Linked DNA regions of Homo sapiens: regions 1 and 3 are each linked to region 2. A link is an interaction called in ENCODE POLR2A ChIA-PET data of the cell type or tissue named here. Cell type or tissue: MCF 10A. All regions are shown on one strand.

Region 1 (2,500 bases), 66 kb after region 2:
ACAAAGAGGCAGAAAGGTATTAGAAGTTGGAGATTGTGTGGCTCTGATTCCCAAAGATGGAAAAAAAGATGAATGTTGAAAAGCACAGATCAGGCCAGGTGTGGGGGCTCACGCCTGTAATCCTAGCACTTTGGGAGGCTGAGGCAGGTGGATTACTTGAGTTCAGGAGTTTGAGATGAGCCTGGGCAAAACCCCATCTCTACAAAAAATACAAAAATTAGCTGGGCACGGTGGCTCACGCCTGTAATCCCAACACTTTGGGAGGCCGCGGCAGGCATATCACCTGAGGTCAGCAGTTCGAGACCAGCCTGACCAACATGGAGAAACCCTGTCTCTACTAAAAATACAAAATTAGCCAGGTGTGGTGGCGCATGCCTGTAATCCCAGCTACTCGGGAGGCTGAGGCAGGAGAATTGCTTGAACCTGGATGGTGGAGTCTGCAGTGAGCCGAGATCGTGCCATCACACTCCAGCCTGGGCAACAAGAGCAAAAACTCCATCTCAAGAAAAAAAAAAAAATTAGCCAGGTGTGGTGGTGCACACCTGTAGTCCCAGCTACTTGGGGGACTGAGGCAGGAGGATCACTTGAGCCCAGGAAGTCAAGGCTTGCAGTGAGCCAAGATCAGGCCACTGTACTCCAGCCTGGGTGACAAAGCGAGACTCTGTCTCAAAAATAAAAAAGAAAAGAAAACTACAGATAAGTGGCCTTGGCAATGACTGTAGGCAAAAACCCTCAAATGAGATACAGAAAGATGTTTTGTAAAGTGTTTCGTGAGCCCCGAGAAGAGCTGAGTATAGTCACCCCTAAGCTCAAGTGATCCTTTCACCTTAGCCTCCCAATAGCTAGGACTATAGGCGTGTCACCATTCCCTACTAATTTTTTAACACCTCCTTCCCGTCCCTCGACTCCTGCTCTCAAACTCTTCAGAAGACTTGTTCCCATGATTCTGTTGGAGACCATGTTCTCTGGAAACAGATACTGAGATAAAGTTGGGATGCAAGATGTTAATTAGGTATTAACACCTGTGAATAAGGGCAAGGAAGCAGGAGTGGGCAGAGGGAGAAGTTAAACTGAGCTGCAGGCCCAACCACACCTCTCATAACTCTGCAGAGAGCTTGGGGCAGTATTGTCTATCAAAGCAAAGCAAGTTGAACTGAAAGAGCCAGACATTTATATCCAGCCCTGCTTAGTCACCACATGGAGCTGCCAGGAGAAAGGGTGTGACCAGGAAGAGGGACCAGGCAGCTCTTTGCAGCCAGGGGACCCTGAAGGAGCTGATGGCTGGAGGCTGTCTGCTGACTGCTCTCCCATAGCTGGGCAACAAGTCCTTCCTTGGGGGAGATCTGAGCAGCACATCTCCATGTCCACTACGCTCTCCTTACTACCATTCCCCTCTGGCACCACTGAAATCCACCTTCCATCTTCGCTTTTACTCCACTCACTCCATCCCTTTGCTCCACGCCAAATCCAGTGGGCCCTTCTTGGTTCTTACCTTACAGCTGACCTCTCTCTCATTTGTTGAAGTTATCGATTTCTACAGTAACTTCTCCTCTCTCTCCTTGACCTCTCTACCCACACTTTGCCGGCCTGTTCAGGGGTCCTGTCCTCCATGCACTACCCAAGCACTGGGACTCCATTCTGAATCCATCCTCCTCTTCCTCCGTACTCTCCCAGGCGATCCCACCCACTATCAGGGTTTTAATTCCTGTTTATATGGCAGTGACTTTGAAATGTACTCTCCAGCTATCCTCTCTGCTAGGCTTCCGATTCCCATATCTAATTGGCTGCTGGCTATCTCCATGCTAAGGGCTGTCAGAACTGTGACATTCCACCTCTCTTCTCCCACTGTGTTCCCACCCTAATTCTTCCAGTGCAAGAAACCAGGGACCCTTTGAACCTGCTCTGTCAAGTTTCTTTTCTCGGCAGCCACCCCCGCTGGGTCCAGTTTGGGCATGGGTATGGAAGCACTCCGAACAGTATCAAGGACTCTGCATATGGAGATTTGCATCACTGACATATAAATAGCTGATGCTGGTGCTGAAACCAAAGAATATTCATCACTGATCACACCCACTACTTGCCCAACCAGATGTGAACCTCTGACTCAGTGGGTCCACAGGAAAGAGTTACTCAGCACTTCCTAGGTATAGGTGATGAGAGATGGTATTCATTTATTTTACAGCTTGAAGAATCTGTAAAGAAAATCTGAAGAAAAGAGTTATCTGGGCTGGGCACGGTGGCTCACGCCTGTAATCCCAGTACTTTGGGAGGCCGAGGCGGGCGGATCACGAGGTCAGGAGATTGAGACCAGCCTGGCCAACAGGGTGAAACCCCGTCTCTATTAAAACACAAAAATTTAGCCGGGCGTGGTGGCGCATGTCTGTAGTCCCAGCTACTCGGGAGGCTGAGGCAGGAGAATCGCTTGAACCCGGGAGACGGAGGTTGCAGTGAGCCAAGATTGCGCCACTGCACTCCGGCCTAGCGACAGAGCGAGACTCCA
Region 2 (2,500 bases):
ATGCATTTATGTAAAATCATAAGATATGTAAAAGAATATGAAAATCATTTTGACTTTTAAAAAATAAATATGTCCCAGGAAAGGTTGGGCAATTCCTTGTTGAGGATATGATAGAATTAAACATCAGATAAGCCTGGACCAGCTCACCCTGCTGCCCTCCCACATAGGAGTCCAGAATTCTAAGAGAAGGGCAGAGGGGACCCCAGCACCTTCTAGTCTTACTGTCCCCTATAGCCCTCTAGGCCCAGGGTGGTCCCTGGACCATCAGCAATACCTGGAAGCATGGAAGAAATCAGAATCTCAGGCTCACCCTTGACCTGCTCAATCAAAATCTGCCTTTTAACACAATTCCCAGGTGACCTGTGCCCATTAAAGTTTGAAAATCCCTACTCTGTTCCTCAGGCCCAGGAAGCTTACCCCACATAAAACTATTCTAAATGGCATCTCCTTACAAACCCAAGTAACTACTCTCCCCTCCCCTGCTGCAGGAAAAGCTATCCTAACCTGTACTGGTCTCAGAGCCCTGTACTGAAGTCTCCAGGCCCTGGAGTCCTGAGGGACTCGACTGCCACCTCTTATCAGGTTCAGGGCATCTTGGGCCCAGTTATCCCTGCTCTGCCTTCCTGAGACCCAGACATCCAGTCCCCCCAGTTCCCACTTCCAGAAGGTGGCTGCCTCTGAGGGACTGAGGAAAGGCTGAGTTGCCTTGGAGACGAGGGCGGGTCTAAAGACAAGGAAGGCAGGTCACCCCAGGAGGTAGGAGGAGTGGGGGATACTCCCCCATCCCTTTGTCCTCCTCCAGCTGCTCCCACAATGCACTAGGGCAGGAATGTAAGAGGCAGCTGAGACCCCAGAGCTCTGAAGCAGCAGCTGAGGGGGACGACTGAGTTGTGGGGGGCACTCAGAGGCTAGAACCAGAAGGCATCACGCCTGGTCCCTTAGGGTCCAGCGCCGGGGAGCAGGCTGCCAGAGTCCCAGGAGACTGGCTTGGAATTCCTGGGTGCCGCTCTCCAACCCCACCTCTCTCGGGAACAGCGGGGCTCTTGTTCCCCTAAGTAACCTTCATGCCTATCCCAGATGAGTCATCAGAGCCACACAGAGCCGAGAGGAGCCCGGGGCAGAGATACAAAGGCAGGCAGAGGATACGAGGCAGGCGGAGACAGAGCGAGAGCCACAATGCAAGAGGTAAATAGAGCAGGCTCAGAAACACGGGGCACAGAGCCAAGCAGAGGAACACGGAGAAGCACAGAGACGTCTGGGCTGTCTGTTCTCCAACACCCCCAGTCACCTCATCTCTCTCCACTGGGTCTTCAGTCCACAGTCAGAGACCCAGAGGGCAAGAGAGGACAAGCCCAGAAGACCTTCCCCAATCCCACCCCCTTCCACTCCATTACAACCAAAGACAAACCAGGGGCCAGGCCACCCTGCCTCAAGCCCTTCACGCTCCTCTCCCAACCCCCAAGTCCCACTCAGACAACACCCACACAGCTCTGTACACACACACACGGTGAAACACACAAACTTACTGAACTGGCTGTAAACAGCGAGGCTAAATGTGGCATGCACACACCCACCTCTCAGTGTCCCTGACAACCCTCACAGAGTTTCTGAGACAGAGCAAACACAGAAGCTCATGCATACATCAACCCGTCCACACCTTGGCATTCCTTCAAGTCCAACCCCATCGCTCAGTGAATAGCCACCTTCAGACACCTGTGAACATGAAATGACAGACACCACATGCTCCTGTGACCAAAAGACAGCATGAGACACACACACCCGGGCCCTTGGGCACAGGATCCCCAGAGAACTGGGGCCCAGCCTCTAACACACATGGGTGACCAAGCCAGAGGGACGTCGAGGGGGCAGGGAACAGGTGGGCGCTGGGTGGGAAGAGTGGCAATAAGGACAACAGCCTTTCCCTGCCTTTCCACTCACTCCCCTTTCACCTGTCTCCACCACACCACTCAGTCCTGGACACACCTACAGGCCCTCAGCAACAGCCAGCGAGCTTGGGCGCCTGCCTCTGGCTGCTGGAAGCGCTGGGAAGAAATGTTCAGCCAAGAGCCAGGCATGGGGGGGTGGGACCCTGAAGCTGGCGCTCACCGGCAGTGACATTCTCTCATGCCAGAGCTAATTGACCATCCAGCCGGGAAGAGTGGTGTCACTGGTGGGTTAGAGTGGCAGTCCCTCTTTTTGCTGGACTGTGACCAGACTGACCAACTGGGTGTTGGCTGAGCGGAGGCTTAGCAGTTAGATGCCCGCAGGGACTGGCCAGGTGGAGGGCAGGCGATAGATGAGCTGACTCAGTGGGGCTGCACAGGAGCACCTCCTCCCGGGGCTCAGTTCCTCCGCACTGAGTGAGAGGGGACTTGCCTCAAGGCTGGAGGCTCAAAACTCTTTCTGGGAGGTCACGGGCTTCACCTCCACCCAGTCCCCGCCCCCGGTTTTCAGACGGTATGCCAGAGCATCGGGGAGGCGGGCAGGGAGGCTTAGAAGA
Region 3 (2,500 bases), 130 kb after region 2:
GGCTGCATCTCAATGGCACGTGCCTCTCCTGGCAATCAAAAAGATAGACAAATGACTATAATATCGTGTGTGTGATGCTTTGAGAGATTTGTATACAATGTAGATGAACTAATTCTGGATGGCAGGTTCAGGAGTGGTTTTTTCCCAGGAGAATAGGGAGGAAAAAGGAAAAGAAATAGAACGGTTATAGGGTCCAATGGGTAAGAGTTTGGCATGTGTGAGAAAAAGGACAAAATTAGAGATGCACAACATCAAGAAGCAATGGGGGTGTTGAAAGAGAAAGCCTGCAAGGTGCCTGGATTTGGGTTGGGAACTCAGAGAGTTTGGAGCCACTGAACTTACTGAAGCAGGCATGGACATGGTCAAGTCTGTCTTTGAACAAGAAAGCCCTGGGGGGTATAGGAGGTGAACCGGAGGAACAATAGTTAGGAAGGTTCTTTATGGCCCATGATTGTCCCATTTTCACTAAAATAAAATGTGCCTTTTTGGTAGTGAACTGTTCTGAATGCCAAAAGTACTAGGTAAGTTGGTCCCAACTGGAATATTGCAGCCCTGAGGGTGGCTCGGCTGCCCAGTCATTTGGTACCCCCTTTTTCTTTCCTGAACCAGAGAATCTCAGCTCTCAAGAAATCTATTAATTCAGGCTCCCAGGGTCAGCACCACTTGGTCTGTGTCAGAGACACAGCAGTCACACGCACAAACCCAAATGGTCATGGCTGACAGTGGAGGCCTCAGCAGGGCCAAGGAACACAGAGATTTGCAACCTCCCCTTGTGTGCAATTCCCCTTCTATGGTAGGTGGGATTCCCAACCTGGGGAAAGAAATGACCAAGTGTCTGGGAAGGGAAAGTGTCATAAAAGAGCCAGGGCCCAGGAGCTAGGATGACGGTGGCCTGAGGCCCAGACACTCTAGGGAATCCGTGAGACGTGGAGAGAAAACATGAGGGAAAGCAGAGCTACTGTCTGGCCGGCCCAGCTTCCTCTTTTATGAGCTCATGGGCAAAGCCAGGCCAGGCAGAGGGTGCTAGAGATTGAGTGAGCTTGTTTTTTCCCTAACTTGGTTCTGAGTCACACATGGCATCTATCCTTCCCAGAAAACCGCCTCAGGGCTCACCCCTTGGCAGCCCACCAAACCCCAGTACTGACACGCGATCCCCACTGGGTAGGGCCAGGGAGCTGCAGACAGGCCAGCCCCAGCACCCGCCTCCGCCCCTGGAGAGGCCTCTTGGGGAATGAACTGTCCCTCCCAACCTTGGAAGAAAAGAGCCTATGGCAACTGCTTTGGAGGGTAGGCTGGAGGCACGTCCAACTTTTGAGCACACATGGGAGACGCTGCTGAATCATGGGGTTTCAGAGGAGGAGAAACATTAGAGAGCCTTTAATTTATGCCTTTCACTTTGTAGATCAACTCATCCAGTAAATACGGGGTGTCTGAAAAGTCTGGACAAAAGGGGAAATATTTTATTTGTTGTGCATTTTTCCCCTATGATTATGTTTTGACTTCAATCTCCATCAAATTCTCCAATGGCTGACATTGGAGCTGTCTACAGAGAGATGCAGGCTGCTTCCCACGGGAACAGCACTGTAACAGTAATGACATCAACGATCCTGTATTTCTAGCCTTTTCAGCAGCCTGTATTGATTGACAGGCACAGTTCTAGGCACTGAAAATAGAGCAGTACACAAGATAGATAAAGTCCTACTCTGGTGGAGTTATAATCTGGTGGGAAAGAAACCAAGACCAAAGGAGGAGCCACAACACTGGGGTCCTAAGAAGCCGGCTTTGGCAGAAGGACAGGAATGCTGGGCCCTTTCCCAGCTCCCGGCTCAGCTCATAGCAGCCTCCAGGGTAGCTGGGTTGAGTTGGGCTGGGTCAGGCTGAGCTGCATCCCAGGGTAGGGTCATCGTGCCACTTTTGTGACCTTGCCTTGGTGCTCCCGGAACTCTTGCCATGGTTTTGCGTCAGGGGAACTGCCAGGGCCTGATTTTGGGCCTCCTAGAGCCTAGATGAATATCTTTAGGGGTCATTTGTTAACTTGCTGCCTAGAACTCACCACCCCACTCTACCCCCATGCCTCTGGAGAATTGTTCCAGCTAAAATGTAGGTGGGAGGGGATGTTTAAAATCACCTGTTCCTTGTCAGTATAGTGGTGAGTAAAAACAAATTTTTTTTTTTGCTGGGTGTGGTGGCTCACGCCCGTAATCCCAGCACTTTGGGAGGCCGAGGGGGCGGATCACGTGAGGTCAGGAGTTTTCCAGACCAGCCTGGCCAACATGGTGAAACCTTATCTCTACCAAAAATACAAAAATTAGCCGGGCATGGTGGCATGCGCTACTCGGGAGGCTGAAGCAGGAGAATCGCCTGAACCCGGGAGGCAGAGGTTGCAGTGAGCCGAGATTGTGCCACTGCACTCCAGCCTGGACGACAGAGTAAGACTTTCTTTTTTTTTAAGACGGAGTTTCACTCTCGTCGCCCAGGCTGGAGTGCAGTGGTGCAATCT

The links. ChIA-PET counts read pairs that join two places held together with the same protein. Peaks named below come from ENCODE experiments on the same cell type or tissue, not always from the same donor. Only the 100,000 strongest peaks of a DNase experiment are listed, where the experiment ranks them.
Region 1: POLR2A ChIA-PET joins it to region 2 with 72 read pairs; 26 of 35 experiments call an interaction of 5 or more read pairs at or near these places.
Region 3: POLR2A ChIA-PET joins it to region 2 with 44 read pairs; 15 of 35 experiments call an interaction of 5 or more read pairs at or near these places.

What each region holds. Positions count from the first base shown.
Region 1 is chr6:30,819,081-30,821,580 of GRCh38, reverse strand. The region is part of intron 1 of LINC00243 (long intergenic non-protein coding RNA 243); the gene reads left to right. Among named protein-coding and RNA genes, the nearest start is that of LINC00243, 10 kb to the left of the region's middle. In MCF 10A, no CTCF peak of the experiment used is centred here; DNase peaks (open chromatin) are centred at 1,170 and 2,080.
Region 2 is chr6:30,884,838-30,887,337 of GRCh38, reverse strand. All of the region lies in intron 1 of DDR1 (discoidin domain receptor tyrosine kinase 1), which reads right to left. Among named protein-coding and RNA genes, the nearest start is that of DDR1, 1.6 kb to the right of the region's middle. RefSeq lists enhancers at 412-918, 1,934-2,441. In MCF 10A, no CTCF peak of the experiment used is centred here; DNase peaks (open chromatin) are centred at 1,117, 1,587, 2,037 and 2,347.
Region 3 is chr6:30,751,134-30,753,633 of GRCh38, reverse strand. It overlaps the pseudogene RN7SL353P. Among named protein-coding and RNA genes, the nearest start is that of IER3, 7.8 kb to the right of the region's middle. In MCF 10A, no CTCF peak of the experiment used is centred here; a DNase peak (open chromatin) is centred at 1,063.